Regions from separate parts of the Homo sapiens genome. Here region 1 is linked to region 2. Evidence: read pairs that join two places in POLR2A ChIA-PET (ENCODE). Cell type or tissue: Panc1. All regions are shown on one strand. Links, peaks and the distances in the headings refer to the core of each region. The heading gives the core; the rest is flanking DNA. Region 1 overlaps MTR (5-methyltetrahydrofolate-homocysteine methyltransferase). Region 2 has its middle 15 kb from the start of HEATR1.

The links. ChIA-PET counts read pairs that join two places held together with the same protein. Peaks named below come from ENCODE experiments on the same cell type or tissue, not always from the same donor. Only the 100,000 strongest peaks of a DNase experiment are listed, where the experiment ranks them.
Region 1: POLR2A ChIA-PET joins it to region 2 with 6 read pairs; 4 of 35 experiments call an interaction of 5 or more read pairs at or near these places.

The regions. Positions count from the first base shown.
Region 1 is chr1:236,839,230-236,848,098 of GRCh38, forward strand. The region is part of intron 15 of MTR (5-methyltetrahydrofolate-homocysteine methyltransferase); the gene reads left to right. Among named protein-coding and RNA genes, the nearest start is that of MTR, 48 kb to the left of the region's middle. In Panc1, for the core only: no CTCF peak of the experiment used is centred there; no DNase peak of the experiment used is centred there.
Region 2 is chr1:236,614,856-236,623,724 of GRCh38, forward strand. No RefSeq gene overlaps it. Among named protein-coding and RNA genes, the nearest start is that of HEATR1, 15 kb to the left of the region's middle. RefSeq lists a silencer at 4,760-4,960. In Panc1, for the core only: no CTCF peak of the experiment used is centred there; no DNase peak of the experiment used is centred there; H3K27ac peaks cover 316 bases.

The DNA of each region.
Region 1 (8,869 bases), core at 1,605-5,604, 220 kb after region 2:
ATTTCCAACCATATACTAAAATAAAGTTAGCTATTTGCAACATGAATAATAGCAGTGGGTGAATATTCCTAATACGCAAAGAGTTTATATAAGTCAGAAAGCAAAACACCCCAGTCAACCCAGTAGGAAAATGGACAAAGGAAATAACAATTTATATAAAAAGAACAAATAGCCAATAAACTTATGAGAAGATACTAAGTTTTGTAAACATTAAAGAAATAAAAAGTAAAGAAATAATGAGATTAGTTTCCTTTATCAAATAGAAGAAAAAATTAGAAGATTGATAAATGGCAGTCTTCATAATAGCTCTGCCATAGAATCAGGGTGGGGCACATGGGAAGCTTCAAATATAATGATCGTTCATCTCTGTGATACACTGATTATTGTCATGTTTTATACTTCACATAACTTTGTATGAATATTTTGGTACCTATTTAAAACCACTAAAAAATCTATTTCTTATGATTAAGCCCTTCCTGGGAATCTAGTAATAAGGTTGAGTGTATAAGGATATGTGTTCACATTTATTGTAGCATTGTGGTAGCAAAAAGCTGAGAACACTAAATGTCCATTACTAGGGCAATGCTTAAACTTGGTCCTTACTACATAGAATACTGTGCAGCAGTTAAAAAGAATCAGGAGATGGAACCATGTCTTCAGTATATTGAAAAATGAAAAAAATGAGTGACATGATCCCAACTTAATATAAAAGTACTTACATTTACATATGTTTGTCTGCATAAGCAGAGAAAAGAATTTGATGGTTGTCAACTGGGTGGGGTAGGGATGATCTGAGATGGGGGTGGTCTCAAATGGGGACATACTGACAATGAACAAGTAGTAGGATTGTATGTACTTTTTCTTTCTGTCTTTGTTTTGTATTTTTGGAATGAAATTGTTTTTAAATGCATTTTTTGTATGAAAGATACATTTTCTTCATTGTGAAAAAATTCAAATCATCCAGAAGACTGCAAAAGAGAGATAGTTTTGATCATTAACATATATTGAACCTTAATTCACACCAAGCAAGTACACAACACACATTAAATCAGTTCTTCTTCCAAGCATATAAACTGTGGGTATGTATTCTTGTTATTTTTGAATGTCTTGTGAGGAAACTAAAGCACAGAGATGTCCCAGGACTTGGCGGTTGTCACACAGCTAACAGTTTGCAGTGCTGGGATTCAGGCCTAGGAGATCTGGTTTCATTCATCAGGGCCTGTGCTAAATGGTCGAGTGAAGAGGCTGTCAGGGAAGAGTTGGCCTGTTCAGAACAGGTGGTCTTATAAGACCCCTCTGAGGAGGCAACATTTGAAAACCAGAATAAAATGAGAGAGGAAGCCACATGGCCACGTGGAGAAAGAGCAAACGAGGTTTCAGCAAATGAAAAGTTTTGTATAAACGAGATTATACCTGGTATTCTGTAACTCTTTTCCCCTGCTCAACATAATGTTGGCATTTTCCCATATTAGTGGATTAAAACTCCATGTTTTCTGGTTGCATTGCATTCCAGTATGTTTTACTTACTATTATTGAATGAAATTGTGTTTCTAATTTTTTAGTAGCATGAACAGTTCAGTGGCCAATGAATATCCTAATTCATGCAGCGATTTCCCCTTCTAGAATGATTTTTTTAGAGTCAGTTCATTGGAGTGGGATTGCTATGTCAAAGAGTGTACACATTTACTATTTTGAGGCACGTTGTTAAAATTGTCCATCTGAAAAGTTGTTATCATCCACTACAAGTTTAGTGTGGTGTGGGACCTTTTGATAATTGTATTTTCTGCAAATAGTTAGACAAATAGTTCCGTAAACAAAAAGAAAAAAGCCTTCAGCCTTCTAGATCCTGAGGCACCCACGTTCAGCTTTTTAAGCTGATTCTTGTAGCATCTACCTCTTTATCTTCAAATTCCAGTTTTAGTTTTTATTTATTGACTTCCTACAGTGATTAAAGATTTTTTAGCTTTTCACCATCCACTGCCCTGACTCTGTACAGCTTTACTTTTATCCTTCCCAATATAGTTCATTTTAGCTATAATCGTTTTCAGTGCTTACATTATTAAACAGTGTAAAAGCTGAGCCATGCAGTAGTATACTGTGATTGCTTATCCTTTCTCACTCTTTATTTGTTTTCTATGAAGGTAATATTTATCTTTTTGTTTGCATTGTTTTCTATGTATTTCGCCTTCAGATTGTCCCCTAGTTGTATAAATCTCAAGTATCCAATGTAGCCAGACACATTAAGAGGACTGTCATACTACTTTTTTGAAGAATTCTCCCTCCAAGTCTTCTGACATGAGCTGGAAGTAGGCCAGCTGCACAGCTGTGACTGCTAGCTGTCCCTTACCTTCCTCCTGGGGTTCCATTGCCTTTCTCTTAGGTTTTTAGAACTCATAATTTCCAAATTCTTGGTTAATCTTTTTTTTTTTTTTAGTCATTTGGTAGAGTGCATTCTCTGATAGCTTCTTGTGAAAGAAAACATGGCAGTAAATATTTTTGAAACCTTACGTGTCAGAAAATGGCCGTATTCTACTTTTACACTTAATTGGCAGTTGCATGGGCATAGGAGTACAAACTTGAAGTTGTTCTGTGTTTTGAAAGTACTGCTCCATTGTCTTCTCATTCCCACTGGTATTAGTAAGAAGTCCAGTGCTATTCTAACTCTTTTTTTTTTTTTTTTTGAGACGGAGTCTCGCTGTCGCCCAGGCTGGAGTGCGGTGGCGCGATCTTGGCTCACTGCAGGCTCCGCCCCCCGGGGTTCACGCCATTCTCCTGCCTCAGCCTCCCGAGTAGCTGGGACTACAGGCACCCGCCACCTTACTCGGCTAATTTTTTGTATTTTTAGTAGAGACGGGGTTTCACCGTGTCAGCCAGGATGGTCTCGATCTCCTGACCTCGTGATCCGCCCGCCTCGGCTTCCCAAAGTGCTGGGATTACAGGCGTGAGCCACCGCGCCCGGCTGTGCTATTCTAACTCTTGATTATTTTTGTGAAACTTGTTTTTCTATTCTCTGGAGGCTTTGGGAATCTTTTGTGTTCACCGTGTTCTGAACTCCCGCGATGATGAGCCATCCATTATGCTGGCACTCAGTAGGCCTTTCATTTGTGAAACTCACAGCTGCAGTGGTAGGAAGTGTCCTTGAGTTGTTTTCTTTTCTTTTTTGGTACATATATTATTGAGATATTGAATGTTTTGGACAGGTTGCCTAATTTTCTTATATTTCTTTCCTGTTTTCCAACTCTGGTGTTTTGCTCTGCATCGGGTGAGATTTTCATATCTACATTTATCCTCCAAACCGTCTATTGAGTTTTATTTCTTCTTTTTCCTGAAGGTCTTTTTTTGTTATCTGAATGCTCCTTTTAAAAATATATATAGCAACTGTTACTTTTTAATGAAGCAAATATCTTCAAATATATCCTGAGCACTTAGTATGTGCCAGGCCCTATCCCTATTCTAATCTCTGAGGAGACAACGGAGAATAAAACCTAGTCCCTGTCCTTGCACGATTTATATTCTTAGGGACAAAGGGAATAACAAATTTAAAAAAAAAAGATGTATATATATATATATAATTGGCCAGGTGCAGTGGCTCACACCTGTAATCCCAACACTTTGGGAGGCTGAGGCAGGCAGATCACCTGAGTTCAGGAGTTCGAGAGTAGCCTGGCCAACATGGTGAAACCCCGTCTCTACTAAAAATACAAAAATTAGCCAGATGTGGTAATGTATGCCTGTAATCCTAGCTACTGGGGAGGCTGAGGCATGAGAATTGCTTGAACCCAGGAGACTGAGGTTGCAGTGAGGTGAGATTGCACCACTGCACTCCAGCCTGAGTGACAGAGTGAGACTCTGTCTCCAAAAAAAAAAAAAAAAAAGTGTGTGTGTATATACACACGTTGAATGGTGTTGAATACGGTAAAGGGAAAAGAGGATTTGATCCCCCCTCAGCATGGAGGTGGGGGAATGTTATTTTATGTAGGATAGTTTGGGAAGGCCTCATGGATGATGTGACATTTTAGCAGAAGCCTAGGTGAGCCATGTGAAAATGTAGGGGAAGAGTGTTCTTTGCAGAGGGAATCTTGAGGTAGATAGATGCTTGTCCTGTTTGAAAACCAACAGGGAAGCCAGAGTAGCTGGAGCAGAGGGGAGAGGAGGAGATTGGGAAGATACAAGGTTGGAAAGGTGGCAGATCAAATCACATAGGGCCTTGGAGGCCATTCCTAACACTTTTGGTTAACATTGTTACTCAGAGTGAGTGGGGACACCACTGAAAACTTTTGAACAGAGGAGCGAATATGATCTGACTTATGTTTAAACCTCTCTGGTTCTTTGTGGAGAATGGTCTGTTAGGGCCAAAGCAGAAATGTTAGAGTTTATTGCTGTAATTCAGATGAGATATGGTGATGGTTAGGGCCATGGTGAAAGCAAAAGAGGATGTTAAAAGTCATCTGTTTCTACATATATTTTTAACATAGAGCCAATAGGATTTGTATTCACATTGGGTATAGGTTGTGAAAGAAAGAGGAGTCAGGGATAACTTTAGAATCTGTTGGCTTGGGCAATTGAAAGGAAGGAGCTACTGAGGTAAGAAAGACTGAGAAGCAGGTTTGGGATGGGGTAAGGAGAAGTTTGGGTTTGGACTTAGTATGTGGTGGGTATGTCGAGTGTGCAGTTGTGCAAATGAGTGGATTTCATGGGCAAAGTCTGGCTTGAAGATAGGATTCCTTTTTTTGGGAATTATTTGTACATGCTATTTAAAATAGTGAGACTGGCTGAGCTCACCAAAGGAATGACTGTAGAGAAGTCCTAGGACTAAGTGAGTCTTAGAGCCACAGTGCTTAGGGCACTGGGGAGAAGAGGAAACACCATCAGAAGGATATGAGAAGGAGCAGCCTGTATGGTAGGAGGGGAGTCAGAAGAGAGAGTTCCCTTGGAAGCCAAGTGAAGAACAATCATCAAAGAAAAGGGCATGTTCAGCTGTTTAAAGAGTTGTAGATAGATCAAGTGGGATGAGACCAAGAGTTTACCGTTGGATTTAGAAATGGGGTCATTTGTGATCTTGCTGTACTGTTTCCAAGGAGATGAAAACTTTATTGGAGTGGGTTCAAGAGAGAATAGGAGAAGAATAGAAGCAGCAGTATAGGCAACTTTTTACAGTTCTGCCATAAGGGGAGCAAAAAAATAGGGTGGAAACCAGGGGGGAAATACGAGGTTCAGAAAGGGCGTGTGTGTGTGTGTGTGTGTGTGTGTGTGTGTGTGTGTGTGTGTGTGTGTAGATGCTGTGACAACATGTTTTTGTAAGCTAATGAGAATGATCTGGGAGAGAGAGGGAGGAACTGATGCAGGAGATAAAGGATACATTTGCCAGAGCCATGACCTTGTGAGTTGAGAGAGATGGCAGTCACTGTGTGAGTGGAGGGGTGGCTTTAGATCAGTAGCTGGACAGTTTGCTCAAAGTACAAAAGAGAAGGCAGAGTAAAGAGTGCAGATCTGCAGGCATGCTGGTTGATGTGCTGGCGGGAGTCTATAATTGCTTCTGTTTTCTCAGTGAAGTTGGAAGCAAGGTCAACTCAGAGTGAGAATGGAATGTTGTGCCTTAGGGATCTGTGGTGCTTAACTAGGAGTGCAAAGCAGACTCACTCTGACAGGGAAGGCAGTCACTGCTGGAGCTTTTGAAAAATCGTACACACTCCTGGACTTCAGCCCTTGAGTTTTGACTCATTTGGTCTGGGATGAGGCCTGGCTTTAGACATTTTAAAGCCTTGGAGGTGATTCTCATGTATCTTTTGGTTGAAAACCACCAGCAGAGGTTATTTCGTTTAGTCTTCAGAGTGACCACCGAGGTGGCGGCCATTGCATTTTACAGTGGACCAGTGTCATATCTAGGACATGGTGGAACCAAGTTTTTACCTTTGGTCTTCCTCATTTGAAGACTGGTGTATGTTTCCACATCCTGTGTTTACTCTGTGCTTTGTTTATTGGCACTGCTTAGTGCTTGGTCTTGTCTAAGGATAGGTTTTCCCAATTTAGACTTAACTGTGACCACAAATTAAAAGCAAATGTAGGAAAAAAAATTAACTTGCTAGTTATGAAAGATATACAAATTAGAGCAGCATTAAGGTAATGTTTTATCCCTACTAAATTAGTAAAGTAAAAAATGGTCAAGGTCTGTGTAGATACAGCAGTGATAAAACTGAAGGCTCATTTGTTGCAGAGTGTAGTATAAACTGGTACAGTCCTATTGAAAGAGAATATAATGCCTGTCAAGAGACAAAAAATTGTTTATACCCCTTGAGTTCATAATCTTATTTCTGGGAAATTATTCCAACAAAAGAATTCAACAGCATAAGGATACTGTATATGCCGAGATTTTACACCAACATTATTGAAAATGTAACAGCCCAAGTGCCCAACTGAAGAGAAATAGATAGGTAACATAATTTTACTGGACTATTCTCCAGAGTATTTAAATATTATGCAGATTATGGAGCAGCATGTATGCTCACTGTCAAATTGTCATAAATATTGAAAATTATAAAAAGCAAAGCAAAAATCCTGTATACTTTCAAAGTTAAGAAGCCAGCAATACAGGTATTTTTATATAAAGGCATGTTTTCTGTTGATTGAGTTCTCATAATGCTATTGGATGTAGCAATCAGTTAAGAACCGGGATTTGCTTTGCTTGGATTGACACCACTGATTATAGGGGAAAAAAACAACTCCCTCAAATGGGAAACTACTGTTGCGACTAAGCAAGGCACACCAGCTTTGTTTCAATATCTGGCTGCTGTGTTTGAGTGTTTGGTTAATGTCTGTGATCCATGTTGCAAACACAACTGCAAGGTCAAGACCAGATATGACAGGAGGCTGGGCCTGAGACTTCTGGATTGAAAGGCAACAAGAAAACATTTCTATGTTTTTTGTTGTTGCTAATAGTTTTGACCAACTGTTATTCTTAACTCTACATAACAAGATACAGGACACCTTTATTATTGAAATTTCTATGGGACAAGTATACTGACTCTAGATTTAGTTCTCTTTTTCTAAATGAAATGATTTTTAATTTTTTTCATATAATCCTTAGGTTCACAAAAATGACTTTGTATGACAATTTTTGATAACGTGAAGTGTCTTAGAAATATAATTATCACATAATAGCAGAATAGTCTATATTAGTTTTTGTTTGCACATGTGTAAACTATATAAAAGAATAATCAATATATGCAACACATTTTCCTGTTTTTTTCATTTTCTTGTTTTAAAATGATTTGAAAATAAATTTCTAATTATGGAGAACCATTGGATCTTGATTAATATCTAATTAATCCTAACCTGGAAAATAACAAGGAATTGGTATCTTGCCAGTGTTTAGATTTGTCATTGAGGAACATGGCGTGTCTTTCAATTACTCATTCAATGGAGTTTTGTAATTATCCCTAAATAGGCAATCTCTAGATCATTCCTGTGTGTTTTGTTTGTTGTTTTTATTGTAATTGGCTTATTTTTTCTTTGGTAAATTTTTTCCCTTTGGTATTGATTTTTAGATTTTTTCCCTTGGAAACTTCCTTTTCTTCAGTGTTTCCCTTCCTACTTGTCAGTGTCTCTCTTGAAAGGCACAAACATCCGTTTCCATCACTTCTGTTTTTTTTGTTTTTGTTTTTGTTTTTGTTTTTTTGAGATCAAGTCTCACTCTGTCGTGCAGGCTGAAGTGCGGTGGCGTGATCTCAGCTCACTGCAACCTCCGCTTCCCGGGTTCAAGCAATTCTCCTGACTCAGCCTCCCAAGTAGCTGGGACTACAGGCCTTTGCCACCACAACTGGCTAATTTTTGTATTTTTAGTAGAGATGGGTTTTCACCATGTTGGCCAGGCTGTTCTCGAACTCCTGACCTCAGGTGATCCACCTGCCTCAGCCTCCCAAAGTGCTGGGATTACAGATGTGAGCCATTGTACTGGGCCGGGCCACTTCTTTTTTTAATTACAGCCCCAGGATGGGCCTCTGCTTCCTCCAGGGTTCTCTCGCCCATCTTCAACTACTTCAGTTCGATTTTAAAACTTTAACTCACCTCTGAAGTTAGCCCTGTTCGATCTCTGCTCCTTGTCAGACTACATTAAAGAATCTAGATGTCTTCTACACATTGTCCTTCTCTTCCTCACAGTGTCTGCCTTGATGACCAAATCAAAAATTGTTTTATTGCATTACTGCCTGAGTGTGTGATATTTTAGCAGAATCTGAGCCATGAGCTTCTTAAGTAAAGCCTTCTACTCACTGGTCACAGTCTAGCTTCTCTATGGCTTAAGAGTAAACCTGTTTGATAAAGCTATAAATGGCATTTATTCCTTCCTTCTTGCTGCTTAGAATCTCACTGAGTTTTTCTTCTACTCCAACTGAAGAAGGTGCCACATCTCACCTGTTGGTGGTTCTCACCTGGCTTTATATTAGCATCACTAAGGGGCTTTTACAAAACACTTGCTGAGACCCCATCTCCAGATTCTGATTTAACTGGTTCAGGGTGAGGTGTTACTATTATAAAAAACAAGCAAACAGAAATCCCTCCAGGGTATTGTAATGTGCAACCAGAGTTGAAAGCCCTTCCTGATGGAGTAAAGCTGCCATTCCGTTGTTTTACTGAACTTCTATTCTGGATCTCTGAAATCCACCAGCACGATTGAGGCTTTATTAGTGTGTCTGTCCCACAGCCCTGGTGAGGAGTAAGACAGAAGCTTGGTGAACCTTACGTGATATGAGATATGACCTGCTCCTGACAAAGGCCTGTACACCAATGCCGTGTTCACTCTGAGAGTCATTGTTTAATCAAGTGACAGAGGTTGAGTATCTGTTAATGTGGCACAGATACTGTGCTAGACGCC
Region 2 (8,869 bases), core at 2,275-6,274:
ATATCAAAGAAGACTATACAAATAACGATACGATACCTCTCATGCCTCGTTCTTCCAGTAATAAGGAGTTTGGGATCCCTGTGCCCATTGACATTTTTCCCAGAGACGTGATTTGTTAGTAGTTTGCATAATTTGTAAGTGTAGCTTATTTGACAAAGCAGTACTTTGTAGTAATCTGTGCCAAGATCACCAATAAAATGAGTCTTCAAGTAATTTCAGATTCATCACTATGTCATTCAAGGCAAGTCAATTCAATGAACCTTAACTACAGTTCTACAAAATGCCTGGCACTCTAATAAATGATAGAAAGATGGCCAATATACAGGGCCCATGGTTAGCCAGAAAGAAGCCTTAGGAGAGTCTGGTTCAGAAAGGAGGCAGGTCAGATAAACCATGCCAACCATCAGGGTTATAGAGATTGAGGGCATGGAGGGGTCAACCTTCCCTGGGGAGTTCATCTTTCCAGGGAAGATGACATTTGAACTGCATCTTGAAAGGTTGACTAGAAACAAGCCAGGGTATGATACTCCAGGGAACAAATCATTCCGGGCAGTGGGTTGGCATGTAAAAGGCACAGAGACATGAAGCAGAGCATTCGAGGAACTACCAGACTGATCGCACTAGTCCATGGGGTGTGCTAGAAGGAAAAACCAAGGAACCAGTTGGAGCAAGTGATGGAGTTTGGAAATGGAAGATGTTCTAAATTGCAGGTGGTTGATTCTGGCCAAGGAGCGGAGGTTACGTTGGAGCGGCGAAGGCTGATGACAGAGAGACCAGTAACGTGGTGATCGCAATAGTTCAGTACCGGTGTTATGTTAACATTTCAGTAAGTTTCCCTACAGATATCATTTTAAAACAATTTCTTCCATTTTATAGTATAATTGATTGAAATTAAAAGTGTTAAGGGTTTTAAAACTGTGCAAGAAATTTATGAAATAAAAAGAGCTATCAGAAAGGAAGGCACTACACAAAAACTAATGGCAACTAAGAAAGGCTTTGCAGAGCTTAGGGGTAGCTCACCAGTGTCTTAAATCTAAGCCAAACTGCCACTCAAAAGACACTGTAACACTAAATGGAAGAACTGCGTGCTCAAGCCAGAAGGGCACATCAATCAAACTAACTTTCCCCTGGTAGATTTTCCATTGCTCTGTCATAATCTTTTTTTGTCCCCCTTAGGGCTAACTGAAAGTTAGATTAGCATTAGTGCAATATCTATGTGTCCAAAATGTAGACAGAAAGAAGACATTAGCTGAGATGGTTTCATCAGCACAATTATTATCGTTCCTTATAGAGTCCCTGCCAAATGCTGGATTTTGCAAAGCGAGAACTTTTTAGATGAAATACCAAGCTTCTGTCCTTGCTTTATAATAAGCAGTGTTAAACAATTAAATATTTTTAGACTTTGGGTGTGTGTGTGTGTTTGTGTGTGTGTGTTATGTTTTCTCTATTTTAGCTAAACTTGCTGAAAATAGCAACATTTGTCTTCCTTCACTTCAGATAAGATTGACAGGTGGCACTGTCTACATCTCGTCTACCTGGATGCCTTCTACCCCACCTCCTCTGGAACTCGCAGTAGAAACTCTCAGGTCTGGGCATTGTAGCTTCACAGATGGGTCAGGAAGGGCCCAGAAGAGTCCACTGCAACACCAGCCATTTGTGTCTTCAGGTAAAGCAATTATGTTTTCCACAGTTCTGCAGCATTTTCGAAGTGTAAACGTCCTTAGAGACCATGCTATTCAGCTCTTCATTATATAGATGAAGAAAGTTTCAGTAAAATTCCATTTTCACTGATTAGATTGGCAAAGTATAAAAAAGATTTACAATATTCAGTGGTGGTGAAGGTGTAAAGGGGAGCATCTTCGTTCCTGTTGAGGAAAACATCAAGCTGTACATTTTTGGAGGGCAGTTTGGCACTACCTGTACAATAGTTCTTTTGAGACAGGGTCTCACTGTGTCATCCGGGCTGAGTGCAGTGGTTCAATCACGGCTCATTGCAGCTTTGACTTCCCAGGCTCAAGTGATCTTCCCACCTCAGCCTCCTGAGTAGTTGGGACTACAGGTGTGTATCACTATGCCCAGATAATTTTTGATTTTTTGTAGAGATGGGGTCTTGCTATGTTGCCCAGGCTGGTCTAAAACTCCTGGACTCAAGCAATTCCCCTGCCTCAGCCTCCCAAAGTGCTGAGATTACAGGTGTGAGCTACCGTGCCCTGCCACAAATTTAAAATACATATAGACTTTGACTCAGCAATTCTATTTTTAAAAATTTATTTATTTACTTTATTTGATGTTGAACAGGGTTTCGCTCTGTCACCCAGGCTGGAGTGCAGCGGCGTGATCATGGCTCACTGCATCCTTGATCTCCCAGGCTCAAGTGATCCTTTCAACAAGTGATTCTCCTACCTTAGCCTCCCAAGGAGCTGGGAGTACAGGTGTGTACCACAATACCCGGCTAATTTTTTAATATTTTGTAGAGATGGGGTTTTGCCATGTTGCCCAGGCTGGTCTTGAACTCATGAGTTCAAGCAATCTGCCCATCTCAACCTGCCAAAGTGCTGGGATTACAGGCATGAGCCAGCAATTCCATTTTCAGAAAGCTATCTTAAAGAATCCTAATACATATGCATGAGGATATATGTATAGTTGTGCTTATTGAAAAATTTTTAGATGGTAAAAATCTAGTGTCAATCTAAGTGTCCATCAGTGATGGGAATTGTTAAATAAATGAAAGTATCTCTGTGTCATGAAATATAAGACTGCAGCAGGAAAGAATGTCCATGATATACTGTTAAGTGGAAAAAGCAAGTTAGAGGACAATAGTCTGATTCCATTTTTATAAAAAATATTTAAATGCTTATAGAGAAATATACAAAGTGATATATACCAAATTTTTAACAGAGATTATATTATGAGGTAGACTCAGAGTGAGGCAAAGTACATTTTTACTCTATATATTTAAATATTGCTTAAAATTTTTGTAATAAGCATGTATTACTTTCGTCCTTTTTTTAAGGAAGAAAAATCTGAGACTCAGATAAATGAAATAACTTGTTCAAATCACTCGAATGTTTAGTGACAAAGATAAGACCAGCCCCCAGGTTTCGAATCCCAGTCCAGTGCTTTTTCTACCAAACCAAGATCTAAGAGACATTTACCTGAACCTCTGGCTTTCTGTAGATCTAGTCAGATTTTGTATTTCTTCATAAAGTAATTATAAAATAGATAATTTACTGCTTTTATCAAGACATATAAATTTCTGAACCTCTAAACCAACAGTGTATTCCTCTTTAGATTTTTTTCTCTGTATTCTTTGGTTATTCCCGAAGAAATATTCACTTATGGTTACTAGAATGACCAATTTTGACCACTTCCCTAACCACTAATCCACAAACACAGGATTGAAATCACACATTGGGGCCAGGCATGGTGGCTCATGCCTGTGATCCCAGCACTTTGGGAGGCTGAGGCGGGCAGATCACCTGAGGTCAGGAGTTCAAGAACAGCCTGGCCAACGTGGCAAAACCCCGTCTCTACTAAAAAATACAAAAATTAGCCACGTGTGGTGGCAGGCGCCTGTAATCCCAGCTACTCAGGAGGCTGAGGCAGGAGAATCATTTGAACCCAGGAGGTGGAGGTTTCAGTGAGCCGAGATCATTGCACTCCAGCCTGGCCGACAGAGCAAGACTCCATCTCAAAAACAAAAACAAAAGAAAAAAGAAAGAAATCACACATTGGATATTATTCTCTAGCGGAACAGAAGACCCAGACTTTTCCAACAGAGTACGGATGTCTATTTGCAAACTACAGAGGAATTTGCTGTCATGTTTCCTCATCTGTTCTTAGACTATCTTCTGCAGTCTTACTCAACCACAGTCGTTATTTTTAGCCGCATTTTGGTATTCATGATGGATAGCACCACTGCTCTCCATTAAATTAAATTCAATACATGAACTTTTGGTTTACCTTAAAATCTACAGCAATATTAGCTTTTCCCATATGTGTGTTTTTTAAGTTTAATTTTGCTGATTCAAAAATTCAAGTGTAGGGTTAGATTTTTCAAACCTTAGGAATGACCATAATTATGGGGTTGATTTTTTTTTCCCAGTTAATAAATGAGGGGAAACATCTGAAAGCAATTCAAAGGCAGACTTAAAAAATAATGTGTTTAAAAGACTATTTAATTATGTGGGAATATGTTACAACACCACGCTAAATAAAAAGAGATACAGGAAAATGTGTATCCAAAATTATCCTTCTTCAGCAAATATATATATATATATATTTTTATATAATCATACATGCATAGATTAAGGTCTTGAAAGAAATAGATGTGGATATTAACAAGAACTCTGGGTGAGGAGACTGATTTCTATTTTCTTCCCTGTTTTCTCAAATGTTGTCAAAAAATGTTTACTTTTGACATCAGAAAAAGAAAGTTAAAAGATGGTGTACAAACTAATATAATCTAAAATAATACTTCCCAAATGTATTTTTCTGGGAATAGCAGTCAGTGATAGATACTCCTAAAAGAGAATGGAACAACCTCATCTTAATTTGCGTATACAGTTGCTGGTGGAGAAGGGAGCTGAAGTTTGACTTTGTAAAAGAAAAAATGGACTGCAGTAATCAAGAGAGAAATGAAGGAGACCAAGGGCAAGCGGAGAGAGGAAGGAGGTGCAGAGGCTGACTACTGATTTGCTTGGGTGGAGCTCAGATTTCAGACATGGAATGTACCAAGCCAGGGTGACTTCCAAGAGAGGACTTGGTAGAAAGTGGAGAAAGGGACGTGTGTTATCGAACGAAAGGGAAATTAAAACACTCCTCTGGGCACAGGAAAGGAACAGCATAGCTGGACTGCCTCTACTCACCCCTAACTTTCAGCCAGGGCTTGGCACAGTTTTCAGCACGTGTCAGCCTCTCCATTTTTCAGGAAGGTAAATGCAGGAAGATGTGGCATCTGAGAGACTGAGGCTGAGGCCACAATTATAGGGGAAACTGAACAAGCTGACATATACCAGTGAAGTCTTGCTGGCATCATGACCTTGGTGGAGAGCTTTGTTACTCAGATGAGGCCAGAAGATTCTGTAATTGAAAGTACTCTCTTGGGTCTTGACATATTTCTTGTGCAAATAGTAGGTTAAAAAAGGGATACTGATCTAATCATCATAAAATATTAGAATCACATGAGTTAAAAAACCTGCAGGAAGTAAAGAAACAGGGCCAGGCACATTGGTTTATGCCTGTAATCCCAGAACTTTGGGAGGCCGAAGAGGGTGGATTGCTTGAGCCCAGGAGTTCGAGACCAGCCCGGACAACATGGCAAAACCCTGTTTCTATAAAAAATAACAAAATTCACTGGGTGTGGTGGCGTACACCTGTAGTCCCATCTACTCAGGAGGCTGAGATGGGAGGATCACTTGAGCCTAGCAGGTTGAGGCTGCAGTGAGCTGTAACCATGCCACCGCGCTCTAGCCCGGGCAACAGAGTGAGACCCTGTCTCAAAAAAAAAAAATTAGATTCATAGAAAAAAGAAAACCCTACAATGCTCTAATTTAGTTATTTGTAATTTTATTTTCTTAGGGATCAAGATACTGGTGAGTAGGAAGTAGAAGAGTCCTGGCTAAATTTACAGAGGGAGATCAATCAGAAATGTTGATATATATTATTTGATGGGTCACTGACTTTACAAATCATCCTGTAAAATTTCTTTAGCCTCTTTCTGTACTTCAATATTCCCCTCTGTAAAAGAAAATTCAAATTATACTTGCCCCCATTATCCTTAAAAATAATGTAAGCATTAAGGTGCAATGCTGAAATAATAACATAAACATACCATGACATGTTCCTGCTTAGTATTCTTCGGAAAAAAATCTCTTACTCACTCACCTGTGGTGAGTAACAGTTTATTTTGGGTGAAGTAAAAAGCAGCAAAGATTTACTTATAGTAATTCCCCAGTACTACAAGGGTCACTTAATTGGCTCCTTATTTTTCCTCCTCCTCCAATCTATAAAACTCAAAATAAATTAAATGCTCATTACCAACTCCTATAGTGGTGAAATAAAGCAAGAAGTGTAATGATAACTCCATTAGTTTTCATCCTTACTAGTACCCATTTCAAAAGTCATATTGGGAAAGACAGTTGAAACGATAGACTAAAACAAGAAATATTAAATTACCTGTAAATTTCACCATACTTAACCAACAACCCTACCATTGGCGATCTTTACCTCCTGGTCCCTTGTGGTATAATAGTTAACTGCATTATGAGGGTAGGGGGGTGGATTTGGTCTCTAAGGAGAAGTAGAGGCCAGGTTTGGGGGACTTCTTTGTTGCTGTTTATAATAATGCAAATGAAGTAGTACCATCTGCATATTCCCAGAGAATATCTATATTAGTTTTAAAACTTCTGAAATGCATGTGTTTATTCAAAAACATTTATTAAGAGCTTAATATGTCCAGAGGAGTTATGCTAGGGGCTAGAAACACAAAGATAAATAACATAGTCTGCAATCTCAAGTAGCTCCCACTGTAAAATAAAAAAAAGCAAAAACTTCTAAAGCTTTTTCCTTTAATACTAAAATGATAGATTTCATTATATTTTTCGATAACGCTAAGTTAAAGAAGGTGATATAAAATCATCCATTATCTTTACCACCTAGAAATAACCACTTTTAATACTTTTTAACATTATATATGCATATATTTAAAAGGAATGATATTTGAAATATCTACTGTTTTGTAAACTGCTTTTTTTGCCCCAGGAACATTTTTCCATGCTAAAATTTCTGTGAATACCTACAAAATTGGTACTATAATTTATAGGTATCATAATTTATTTAAATATGTTTATTTCTAAACAGGCTGTGGAAAATGACCAAACACACACACATACACACACACACACACACACACACGCGCGTGAGGATTGTGGGATTGCGGCATCCAAGTAAGACTCACTTTTAATTTCATTTTCTGTGCTTCACCTGATCTAGGCAGCCACAGGTAAAGCCTTTGCTCTCTCTAAGTTTTGGTTGTCTCTGTGTGCCAGGAAGGAGCATGGAGGCCAATAACATCATGGTACTCTTTTTTGAGACCATAAGGCAGAGGAACCTGGGTGGAACATGCATTGCTAAAATGTACACATCCTCCTATGTAAGTTGACTTTGAATGCATGAGTGGGTCTAGTTTCCCTGACCTCAAGATGCTAAGAAGAAACTGTGACAGATGGACTGTAAGGCAGACCCCATAACCTCTGTGCTGATTTCCATGCCTTTATCGAATCCCCTCCTCTTGAGTGTATGTGGGACCTGTGATTTGCTTCTAACCAATAGATTATGGCAAAGGTGACAGGATGTATGGGATTATATATATGGGATTATATTACATAAGCATGTAATATCCATCTTGCACAGAGTCTTTCTCCCTTGCTGGCTTCAAGAAAACAAGCTACTGTTTGGAAGCATTCTTCAGCCTCCAGCTAGAAAGATACTGTGACCCTCAGTCCAACAGCCCACAGAGAACTGAATGCTGTCAACAACCACAAGAGCTTGGAAGCAGATCCTCTCTCAGTTGAACCTGTAGTTCTAGCTGATGCCTATTGTAGCTTTATGAGACCCTGAAGCTGACGACCCAGCTAAGCCGTGCCTGGACCCACAGAAACTATTAAACAATAAATACATGTTGTGTTAAGCCATGAAACTTGTAGTAATATTGTTACACAGCAGTGGACAACTAGAACAGATTTCAGTACCAGAAGTGGGGTGCTTCCATAACGAAAAACTAACAATGGAAAGTGACCCTTGCACTTATTTGCTTTGCAAACAAGCAGGGGATGGAGGCTGGAAGTATTTTGAGGAGAATGCTAAGGAAAGCCTGCCTTGTAAGTAGAAATCTAGACACAAAGGATGCTGCTAGTAAGGGCTCAAAAGGAAGTAAGGAGGTGATGAGTATAGTATTGGAAACTGGAGGAAGGGGGAATCTATGTCACAAAGTGGCAGAAAATTGTTGCCAGTAATTATGTGAAAAGCAGAGCATGCAATTGATGAACTTGGTTATTTAGCTGATGAGATTTCCAAGCAAAATGTTGAAGGTGTCTCCTGCCTTATTCTTGCTGCTTATAGCAAAATGTGAGAGGAGAGAGACAAACTGAGGGAAGAATGATTAAACAGAATGGAACCAGGACTTCATGATTTTGGTAAACAGAATGGAACCAGGACTTCATGATTTTGGAGACTCTCAGCGTTTCCAGATGGCAAAGATGTTAAGATAAAGAAATGGCTTCTGAGAACAGTTAGGACTGTAAGGTATGAAGATAAAGCTGAGGATGCTACTGTATCATCTTTTGTTAAGACCTCAGAAAGATCAGAGGATCAGAGAAGCATTCAGTCACACAAAGGACTTTCAAGAAATTAAGCATGTGCCTCATGGAACCTTTCCATCAAAACTGAGAGCCTCCAGGCAGCTTAAGAGTGTTGTCTTTCAGCCCTCTCATCAGGGACCTACAATTGAGGTCTCGACAAGGTCTGTGGATGTGATCTTTGCCTGATAGAGTGAAAACCAGGAAAATTCACAGGAAACCCACTAAGTATTTGAGGAAAGAGTATTTCAGCAAGACACTGCCAGCTTTGAAGGGACAAAGAGTACGAAATGAGAGGAGGATGTCAGTCCTTCCAAATCCTACTGGCAGGAAGCAGACCAATAAAACTATTCAGTTGCAAACACACGTTACCTTTCATGAAAAAAGGATGACTCAGAGGGTAGAACCAAGAATCCGATGGGTGGAGCCAAGTGCTACAAAGAATTATTCTCAAGCCTTGAAATCTAAAAAAGAAACTCCCAATATTTGCTTGATTGGATTTCAGAATTTCT